2 separate regions of the Homo sapiens genome follow, and region 2 is linked to region 1. Evidence: read pairs that join two places in POLR2A ChIA-PET (ENCODE). Cell type or tissue: GM12878. All regions are shown on one strand.

The links. Peaks named below come from ENCODE experiments on the same cell type or tissue, not always from the same donor. Only the 100,000 strongest peaks of a DNase experiment are listed, where the experiment ranks them.
Region 2: POLR2A ChIA-PET joins it to region 1 with 6 read pairs; 2 of 35 experiments call an interaction of 5 or more read pairs at or near these places.

What each region holds. Positions count from the first base shown.
Region 1 is chr3:122,230,631-122,235,630 of GRCh38, reverse strand. The region is part of intron 1 of CASR (calcium sensing receptor); the gene reads right to left. Among named protein-coding and RNA genes, the nearest start is that of CASR, 49 kb to the right of the region's middle. RefSeq lists an enhancer at 2,072-2,161. In GM12878, no CTCF peak of the experiment used is centred here; DNase peaks (open chromatin) are centred at 294, 1,890 and 2,410; H3K4me3 peaks cover 1,551 bases; H3K27ac peaks cover 3,280 bases.
Region 2 is chr3:122,108,031-122,113,030 of GRCh38, reverse strand. It overlaps CD86 (CD86 molecule), which reads right to left. Exons shown (of 7, transcript NM_175862.5): 5 at 3,623-3,766. Among named protein-coding and RNA genes, the nearest start is that of CD86, 55 kb to the right of the region's middle. In GM12878, no CTCF peak of the experiment used is centred here; no DNase peak of the experiment used is centred here; H3K4me3 peaks cover 334 bases; H3K27ac peaks cover 742 bases.

The DNA of each region.
Region 1 (5,000 bases):
AGAGACAGGACCTTGCTGTATTGCCCAGGATTCTTCTGATACTATTACTTTTCTCCAAGGATAACACAGCCAAACAAAAATGTATTTTGAATGGATACACAACAGTTTCCTGTCAATGTCAATTCATTCTTCGGTTTCCCTGAAACCTTTCTCCTGCAAAATAACTGCTAACATCTTATGAAACCAGTATTCCAGGAAAGCACAGTTCAGAAGTCATTGCTGTAAAGTTAGGGTAACTTTCTGAATCTATAATCAATATGCATGGTCTGTGAACTAGAGAAAATGGCCACTAACCATAGATAGACTACTTCTCACCCTCTCTTCCCAGCCACATGCAGGGGATTTACCTATGTGGTTATCATTTGCGTCTACCTTTCCGAGCAGAGTCTTGGGTGCTCTACTTTACACTTAAGTCTTTCATTATTAATTCCCTTTTTAAATTTGTGGAATGAGTATATATTCTTCACAATCAATCCATCAGTCCCAGATGGGAAGGTCTGGGACCCTGTTTACCTGCAACTGTTAGAAGTCACAGCACCTGTGACTGTTAGAAGTGTCCAGCACTCCCTGGTCCTTCTCTACTCTCCTGCGAGCCCTTTCTATGAGCTCTTCAGGGGCTCTTTCTTTGGGAACTGAAATGGTCCTAAACATTCCACAATCTGTGCTGATGCAGTGCACTCTCAGTGTCTCTCTGCCTTCTTCGGCTTTGCCCAGAAGAATCAGGAACCAGCATTTAAAAAATAAATCCTGGAACATACTACATTCAGTTGTCTCTATGAGAAGATTCTCTGTTGCTAATGACACCCGAAGCTGGTCCGGAGGAACACTGTCTCAGATAAACTTTCCCCAAAGAAGCCCACACATGTTTCTATAAACCTGACTTTGAAGTTGGATTAGTCCACATAGCCTGAGCCTCAGTGAGTGACTCCTGTCCAGCTGGTCAGGGTAAGAGATGACTAGGGTCAGCCTGCTATACAGAGGCCTTACAAATAACTCTTTCCACTCTGATTCTTCCATTACTTATTTGAAATAACTAAATTCCATTTGAAATAAATAAAATTCCATCCTCTCATGTTTGCTTTCTTCTTTCTTCTCTCCCTCTTTTTCCTCCATCCTCCAGCAGTTTCCAAACTGATTTTAAACCTCTCAATCTGTCTAATGAGAAGTAAGCTCTTTAGAAAGTAATGGGCAAAGGTTATTATTCCTCTTCTTATTCAGCTGTGCCCACGTGTTGGTTACATTACACCAGGGGCCAGCCAACTACATTCCATGGGCCAAATCTGGTGTGCTTGTTTTTATAAATAAAGTTTTGCTGAAATACAGTCATGCCTAATCACTTGCATTATATCTATGGTTGCTTTTGTGCTGCAAGGGTAGATTTGAGTAGTTATGCCAAAGATTGGCCCACAAAGCTTGGAATAGTTAATATTTGGCCTTTTACTGAAAAAGTTGATTGACCTCTTCATGAAACTAAGCACAAAGAAAACCCTACTTTTGCCATGAACTGGACATTTCCATGACTTTGGAAACAGTTATGCGCCTGATGTGAGCAATGGCTTCTCCAAGTTGAAAGGAGCTGACTTCACCAGCTTTCTCAATCAGAGGAGTAAGGGTCCTCTAGTTTGTTTTGTGTCCAGAGATAGAGGTCACTTCTTTCCCTTGGTTATCATCTGACTCAGGAGGCACCAGGAGTCTGGTTTGTTTACCACTGGCTCACATGAATAGAGTAGGTTGTGTGGTGGGGACTCCCCCCAGTGAAAAACTTTTAGCTAAGGGTGGGAAGTCCAAGCTGTGAATCTGAATCAGCAGCAGCAACAATTTTTGTTCCCCTTAGATACTGTCAAATGGGTCAGTTCCACCGGGAGCTGGTTACCTTCCTGTGAAGATGGCTTTAAGGGGAGGTGGTGGCGTTTGGTTGGGAAACAGAAATACCACAACCGCCCAAGTAGCCCATGCGTAATCTGGGTGGGGCATAGACATAAAAGGAGGAAGCCCAGACTTCAAGTGAGAGAAGAAACATTCGCTCTGGAGACAGTTTTAATTCCGTTCCCACATCATCAGGTGGACAAAATTCCCCTGTGAAGTCGCCCTCTTGCATTTCTCTTCCTCATTTTCTCCTCCGCTACTTCCCAGCTCTACTCCCCAACACCCTGAGGCCCAGAGCAGGGTACCTGTGGTGAGATTAGAGAAGAGCAGGGAAGGGGACTGATGTCAACTCCATCCAGCCAAAGACCCCCAGGACTGGGCTGGAACTGGTGAGACAAGAGAGACACCAGGAGAGCAAAGTGTAGGGTGGCATTGCTTCTCATGGCCAGCCCTGCACTTGCATGAGGAACACCCTGTGCTTGGACAGGACATAGCAGAGAAGGAGAACGGTGGGGTGTCTCACCGACAGGGTGTTAGAAAGGACTTACAGGAGTGCGGTTTGTGGTAGGCGATTTTGGGGACGGTTTAAGGAAGTGGAGCTTTGCATGCTGTCAGAAGCAGGGGTAAATTCTATGATTCCATATCTTAATAAATCTTGTCTAGAAGGGAGGAAGACTAAGTGAGACTGAAGCTGTAAGGGTAAAGGAGTAGCAGTCACTCCTCCGAGCCAGAATAGGGAAATGTTTGGTTAGTTCCATGGTTTGGACAATGTTAACGTTTTTTGTCTGTGTTCAGACATGATTGTGGAGTGGTCTTATTTTTGTCTTTATCATGGTCACAGAGACATCTTGCTTGCTGTTGATGTTCTGTGAAGTTGTTTATGTTTAACAGGAGAACGCCAAGGCCTAGCTTATGGGACCACCCAGATCCAGGTTGTCAGGGGCCACTTTTCTCTTTCTCAGCAATCACTTCACTTTCTTTGAAGTCACAATATCACAGGATGGTAGAGTCAGAAAGGGCTTTCGAGATCATCTAATTGAAGACTCTCACCTTGAAGATAAGGAAATGGAACATGTGAGCTGTTACCTGCCTTGCCAACAGCCCACAGCCAGTTAGCATCCCACCTGGCGATTCCTGGGCCCTGCATACACTGGCCCTGCCTCCTCTCCGGCTGCATCTCCCACACCACTCTCCCTCTCTTGGCACCTAGCCTGCCCTCCCTTCAGTTCCTCCAGTGGGCCAAGTTCTTTATTGCCTTGGGCCCTTCCCATCCCTCTCAGAATGCTCTTCCACCCCTCTGACCTGTGCCTCTTGCTTAATTCATTTCTCTTCATCCATCAGGGATGAGGCATTCTTCAGGGATCCTTCAGTGGCTCAAACACCACTTCTCAAGGAAGCCCCTCCTGGTTCTCCAGGCCTCACTCTCGTGCTCTCTGCATCTGCGTGGCACTTCCCTGCCACAGTCCCTCTTGCTCTTTATGCAGCCAGGGACCTGGTCTGTCTTGTTCATTGCTGGCATACTCAGGACACAGCAGACACTTAATGAATGGCTGCTTCACTTCAAGCCCTGTGGAGGTTCTATCACTAGAATTCTTTTTATAGTACAATAAAAAAAAGGGATTGTGAATCTTTTCTTGGGGTTGCAATATAAACTTACAGTCCAGTTGCAAGGAAAGAATACAACAAGCTGAAGTAAAACTGCTGAGGTGTTGCAAGTAGCTGGAGGGTGAATCTGATGATCCCATCCCCACGTCGTCCTTCCTGCGATGGCTATCTGGACATGCGGGTGTGCTGGAAAGGCCAGTGCACAGCCAGGAGCCCTTCACACCCCTGAATCACAGAGAGGTCTTTGGCTCAGGGGTGACTGTAATCTGAATCTGCCTATCGGTACTGCTCAAGCCCGTCGGTATTTACAATGTTAGAAGAGAATGCAAGGTAAATTGTTTAGTGTGAAAAAGGCTATAAAATGAGATAGTCCTGAGAGTTCTTTGATTTTTTTTTTTTTTGTGAGTGGGAGGGGGGTAATGGGTGTCTTTGAGATGCTGATGAAAATTGTGGCTGCTCTTTCCAGAAAAATGCACATATGCACATAATTTCTTCCAATTCAGATGTTTCATGTACCAGAAAGGCAAGGTTAAGTGACTAGCACGAGATTACAGAGAGATAGAGAAAGAATGGAAGATGAGTTTCCTTATTCCCCATTTAGTAACCTTTTCCTTATGTGCCTCTGTCTCCTCATTGTCCACACAGGAATAACAATAGTACGGTTGCTGTAAGGATTATATTAAAACAATACTTGTAAGAATTTAGCATAAAGTCTACCACATAGTAAATGCTCAAAAAACATTAGCTCTTCGTATGATGGTGATAGTGTCCCCCTCTCTCTTCCCAAACAGTGCCTTTACTAATTGAATTGATCAGCATGATGACTTGCCACCTCCTGACCAGTCCTAGAATGCCTAGTTTAGCCCACTCGTGGGATGGCCACCTTCAAACAGCAAGTGTATGATGCTGAGACAGGACTGGGGCAGAAAGTCAGGTAAGCCACCCAACAGGTGGGCCAGAGGAATGGTGTCCTCTGAGACTGGTTAGCATCCTGTCTGCATGGTGGATGGGATTAGCTGCAGGACACACTTCTCACTTCTACAAGGGGATCATGATCATGACACTTTCTGATGTCTCTAAAGTGACTGCAGGTGGATGATGACCCTCAAAAAGCTGCAAAAATTCTGAGTGGATGGTAAGCAGAACACACAAGAAGATCCTTAGGGGACAGATGAGTTTCAGGTGTCAAATGCACAAATCCCTGATTCTTTAAGTATCAATCCGATAGGTCAATACAAATATTTGGAAGCAGGTTTGCAAAGAAACTAAAAAAAGAGAAACCCCCTTTGGCTGAAGAAGTCTAGTGGAGGGGACAGAGAAGTAGAAGGGGCCAGGATATGGTGGTTCTAGTCCCCACCTAGCTGCTCCTCCTTGGGACAGCTGCTTCCTTCTCTGGGCTTTGGTGTCTTCTCTTGTAAGATGACCAAGTGGTATCACGGGCTTGGTGGGTCCCAGGAAGCCCCTTCTATGCAGGTGGAACCTCAGTGGAAGAGACTGGATTTGGAAGTGGGCTCTCTTCCTGGTTCCTT
Region 2 (5,000 bases), 120 kb after region 1:
TTTGGGGACTCAGAGGAAAGAGTGGGAGGGGTGAGAGATAAAAGACTACACACTGGTGCAGTGTACACTGCTCGAGTGACAGGTGGCACCAAAGTCTCAGAAATCACCACTAAATAACTTATCCATGTAACCAAAAACCACCTAGTTTAGTTCAGTAGTTCCCAAAAAACTATTCAAATAAAAATTTTGAAAAAGAATCTTATAAATGTAAAAAAAGGTACTTATAGTTGAATACAGTATTTCAGATGTCTTCAGATTAACACAAAATGAATTATCCTTTTATACCCATGACAAAATAGTCACCATATCAAAAAAAGCCACTGTCAAAAAAATGAAAGCAGACAATTAAAAGGTAGATTCTAAACTTTTAAATTTGCTTACAAATTCAGCATTTTGAAGGGGAAATGTGATGATATCACTAACTTTCAGTCTTTAAGCCTGTGAATATTTCTGTTTAAATGTTGGTTAAAAACGGATCACGAGGTCAAGAGATCGAGACCATCCTGGCCAACATGGTGAAAACCCATCTCTACTGAAAATACAAAAATTACCTGGGCTTGGTGGCACGTGCCTGTAGTCCCAGCTACTTGGGAGGCTGAGGCAGGAGAATCGCTTGAACCTGGGAGGCAGAGGTTGCAGTGTGCTGAGATCGTGCCACTGCACTCCAGCCTGGTGACAGAGTGAGGCTCTGTCTCACACACACACAAAAAAAAAATTAAAAAAAAATAATAATAATTTCTTTTGAAAAAGGCACTTTACCTTTAAGAAATCATTCCTGAAACAGCTGAGACTCCTAGGTTTGTTCTAGGGAGGCAAGCTGTAAAAACCGTTGTTGCTAGGGCATTGTATACAGATTTCAGTCACACAAGACCCAAATGAGGAAGTAAAATTTCAGGGGGAGCTATTTTAGTTTTTCTCCCAATGGGTAAGCTGATAGGGTGATTTCTGTTTGGGAAAAGACAGTAATTCATAGTTATAAATTCTCATGCCTTATCTGCCCTATTTGACAAAACAAAAAAAGAGAAGAGAGATTGGAAACTGGCTAGAATAACTATGGCATTTCCTTTTTATTCATTTAAACAGCCTAAACTGGGTAAATATATACAGTTGAGGCATAGAAAAACTATAATGAGAAAACACTGGATAGGACTTTTGGTGCCAAGTTAGTTAGTTTGAGGACCGTCTCCTCTGAGAAAGGGATTAACACTGGAGTAGGAGGAAGCTCCACTTTTGGAGAAATTCCTACCAGTTATCAGTAAGCTTGTGTCTCTGTGGAGGGATCTGCTGTTTCCACATTGGTCTCTTGGCAGAATTCAGCTCCTTATAGTTGCAGAACTGAGATCCTAATTTCCTTAATGGCTGGCTGTCAACTGAGAGCCACTTCCAGCTTCTAGAAGCTACTTACATTCCTTGGCTCATGGCTTCCTCCTTCCATCTTCAAAGCTAGAAATGCTGGGTTGAGCTTCTCAAGTTTCAGATCTCTCCTTCTTCCAGTTCATTTCTCCATCCCAGCTAGGAAAGGTTCTCTGACTCATGTGATTACATTGGGCCCACCTGGATAATCCAGGTTAATCTCACCATCTCAAGCTTGGTGCCTTAATCACCTATGTGAAGTTCCTTTTGCCATGTAAGATAACATATTACAGGTTCTGGAGTATAGGAGGTGGACGTCTTGTGGGGGGCATTATTTTACCTATCACATAGCCAATGCCAGGAGTACCCACAAAGCAATGGCAGATATTGCTGAAGTTACAGAATCCAAATTTACAAATATATCATATCTATAATGGCATAGTTATACCTGTTGCACCTCCCTCCCTACAGTGATAGCAAGGCTTCTCTCTTTGATCAAACTCAGTGGCATGGATGACTGTCTGAATAAATAACTTTTTCTTACCAATATTCTTCATTACATTCTTAGGGGTCATGTATGTGCCACTCAGCCCAATCTGACCATCTCATCTGTACCTACAGAGCTTATTTAACCACCTTCTAACTTCTCTCATGTGAACACACATATCCTCTTTATCTCCCCTATCTAGTCTCCTGATTTTTTTCTGATTGCCTCATGGAGGAAGAAACATCCTTAATCTTTTTCTCCAACCCTTCTTTGTTTCATTTGTAAGCTGATCATTCTAATGTGAAGAAAAATCTAGCAAACAGCTTATTCCCAAGATGTAAGTCACTTCTTCATATTTGACTAATTTTAAATGGCAATGAGGTTGAAAGAAAGTGAAGCTCAAAACTCTCACCTTGAAAAGTCAAAGCCTGGACAAGCATGATATGTCTTTACATCTGTGCTAGGAATTTTATACTTTTATATCATAGAAATCTCGCAGCACACTCCATACATTGGCAGTTTGAATGGCTCTGCCACATGCTTTGTGTTAATTTATTTAAATTCGATCGTTGCTCCCCAATTTCTTATTTTTAAAGTACAGCAGGATGCATTGAATGACTGCTAATGTCATCCATCTATTTTCTAGTTAGATTTTAAAATCAGTATACTGAAAAACAAGATGCTGGCCAGAGGCAATACTCATCTTGTGCTTTCTACCATAAGTGAGTTAGAAGGTTACCTTAATTATTAGCACCAATCAAACTAATTACTACTGGAGGCAATTACTGAGATAAAGTCCAATCTTAGCTTAGAACCAGACCAAACTACAAAAAGGCATGGCATTATTATAAAGTTAGGGACCACTTTGTCCCCATGAAACATTTTTATAACAGAAGTCAGTGGGGAGGGTGTTTATAATAACAAAACTATTGGACTAACTCAAGTGTCCAAAAAATGAGGTTGGTTAAATAAATAAATTATGGTGTATCCACAAAAGGGAATATCTTGCAGCCATTAAAAATGATGCTGTAGAATGATATTTATGACATTGAAAATTGTCTTGCTACATTTAGTATAACAAAATTAGAACACAGTACATATATTATCCAAATTGTGAAAAATAACCCTTATGATAATCCTAATTATGGAAAACAACATAGATTGATACACAGAAAAATCTTAAAGATAGGCACCAAAAATATTTGTGTAATCATTTTTTCTTATTAGTGGAGTTATAGATTATTTTATTTTTGGTATATATGATAATGGATATGTATTACTTAGAAATTAGTTAAAGTTAATATTGTTTGTTATAAGTCAATGGGCAATAATTCATCTAACTTATTTCATAAGAAACCTAGATTTTTTTAGAGACGAGAAGCTGATTCTTGTGGTCATTTAGCAAATATCCCTGCTTAAACACCACCAGGTCCACAATCTTTAACATTTAGGAGTGGTTTCACCATTTTACTTTATGTATATGTCACAGTAACCTCATGAAGTGAGGTAGATAAAGCAAGTAATAATCAGTTTTCCCTGGAAACCAGAAGTACATTTGTAAACCAGAGGTTAGAAATGTCGCCTTTCTTTGAAGTCCAAGAGCAGCATTATCTGCTACTGCCAGTCTGTATAGGCTCAAAACTCCAAGGGAAAACCTTTTTTCCCAACAACTTCCTGACTTTTTGCCAGTCTAGGCTCAGCCAACAAGCTCCGGAAGGCAGCCAGCCGATTGGGAAGTAGGTGCAAAGTGACAGTCTGTGGGGAGGACAAGGACTCACTCACCACATTTATAAGAGTTGCGAGGCCGCTTCTTCTTCTTCCATTTCCATAGAATTAGACAGAAAACCATCACACATATAATAACTGTTGGAAGTACAGCTGTAATCCAAGGAATGTGGTCTGGGGGAGGCTGAGGGTCCTCAAGCTCTACAAATGACCACAAATTTTCAATCAGCCAGGAGAGTCATTTACAAAAGGTTTCTGCTAGCTGCTCTTCTCTTTATTTACCTGCCAGCCTCTCCCCAGGGCTCTAAGGCCAGAGAAGCCTGAAATCCACAATAGGAGGCCATAGAAAGTCCCAGGCTCAGGGCCTCAGCAGCGACCTAAGAATCGAGCCCATGCCTCTGGCCAAATGCCTGGACTGAGCTGCCATGCCTTCATGGAGGTGGGGATAACACCGACCATGATCAGGAAGAAGAGGGTCAGCCTGGCCCGTGATTCTGGAATCTGGGTGAGGTGTCTGTGCTGAGGCTCTGCACGTGCAGTCATTTGTGCCGTGCCTGCTATCCTGCCCCCCTCTGCAGTCAGTTCCCAGGCCCTGAAGTTCCTCTCGTGATGATTCTTCTGTCCACTATAATCTCCAGACACCTCTCACTTGGACAAATGGAACAGCTTCCACAGGCCCCTACCTCTAGTTTTCATTTGCTTGTTTGTTTAGTTTTTTCCTACTGAGGTCACAGCAGGTTTCCTCTGCATGGCTTTCAGCATATCTCATCTACTGAAAAACCTTTGATGTTTCTTCATGCCTTGAGGAACCTTCACGCCTTCAGGAACTACTTCCTTACATGAGAACTCCTAAGTTTCTGGGGAGTTGGAAAACAGGCTTTGTGGGGAAAACTTAGAACGGAGTCGCCCACTTTAAAGACATTTTTGGGAACAGTTCTGGTAGCTAATCCCAAATTTCAGGAAAATTAGGACCAGCTGATCTATTAGCTTAGCTATAATTTGTAGACACATGCCCTGTTTCTGGGATGTTAAGAAGTTGTTGGCATTGCAGGCCATATTTAATCCCTTTTGAGTCTGTCCCAGTCTATTCCACTTGAGCCAGTTTGGCACTCCCAGTAAAGGGGGTTAGGGGTTATACTTACTAACGTGGAGGCTGCTACCTTTTAACATGCAAAAAAGGCCCCTTGACTCAGGGTCTAACCTATCTCTGATCAAGCGATAGAATGGGAAACCCAGAGAGGCAAGCCCCATCTTCCTGAGGCAGCTAGAGCTGAAACATTTCTGAAGATGGGGGTACCTGTTGAAGTTTGGCAGAACAGTAGTTGAGAAGCAGCAGGAAGGTGAGCCATGATGAGGTTATAGTGGTGGCAAGCCCCTGTTAATTTGTAGACTATGGGAGCCGTAACAGAGGGCCCTGGGGCATGTCATATATGGC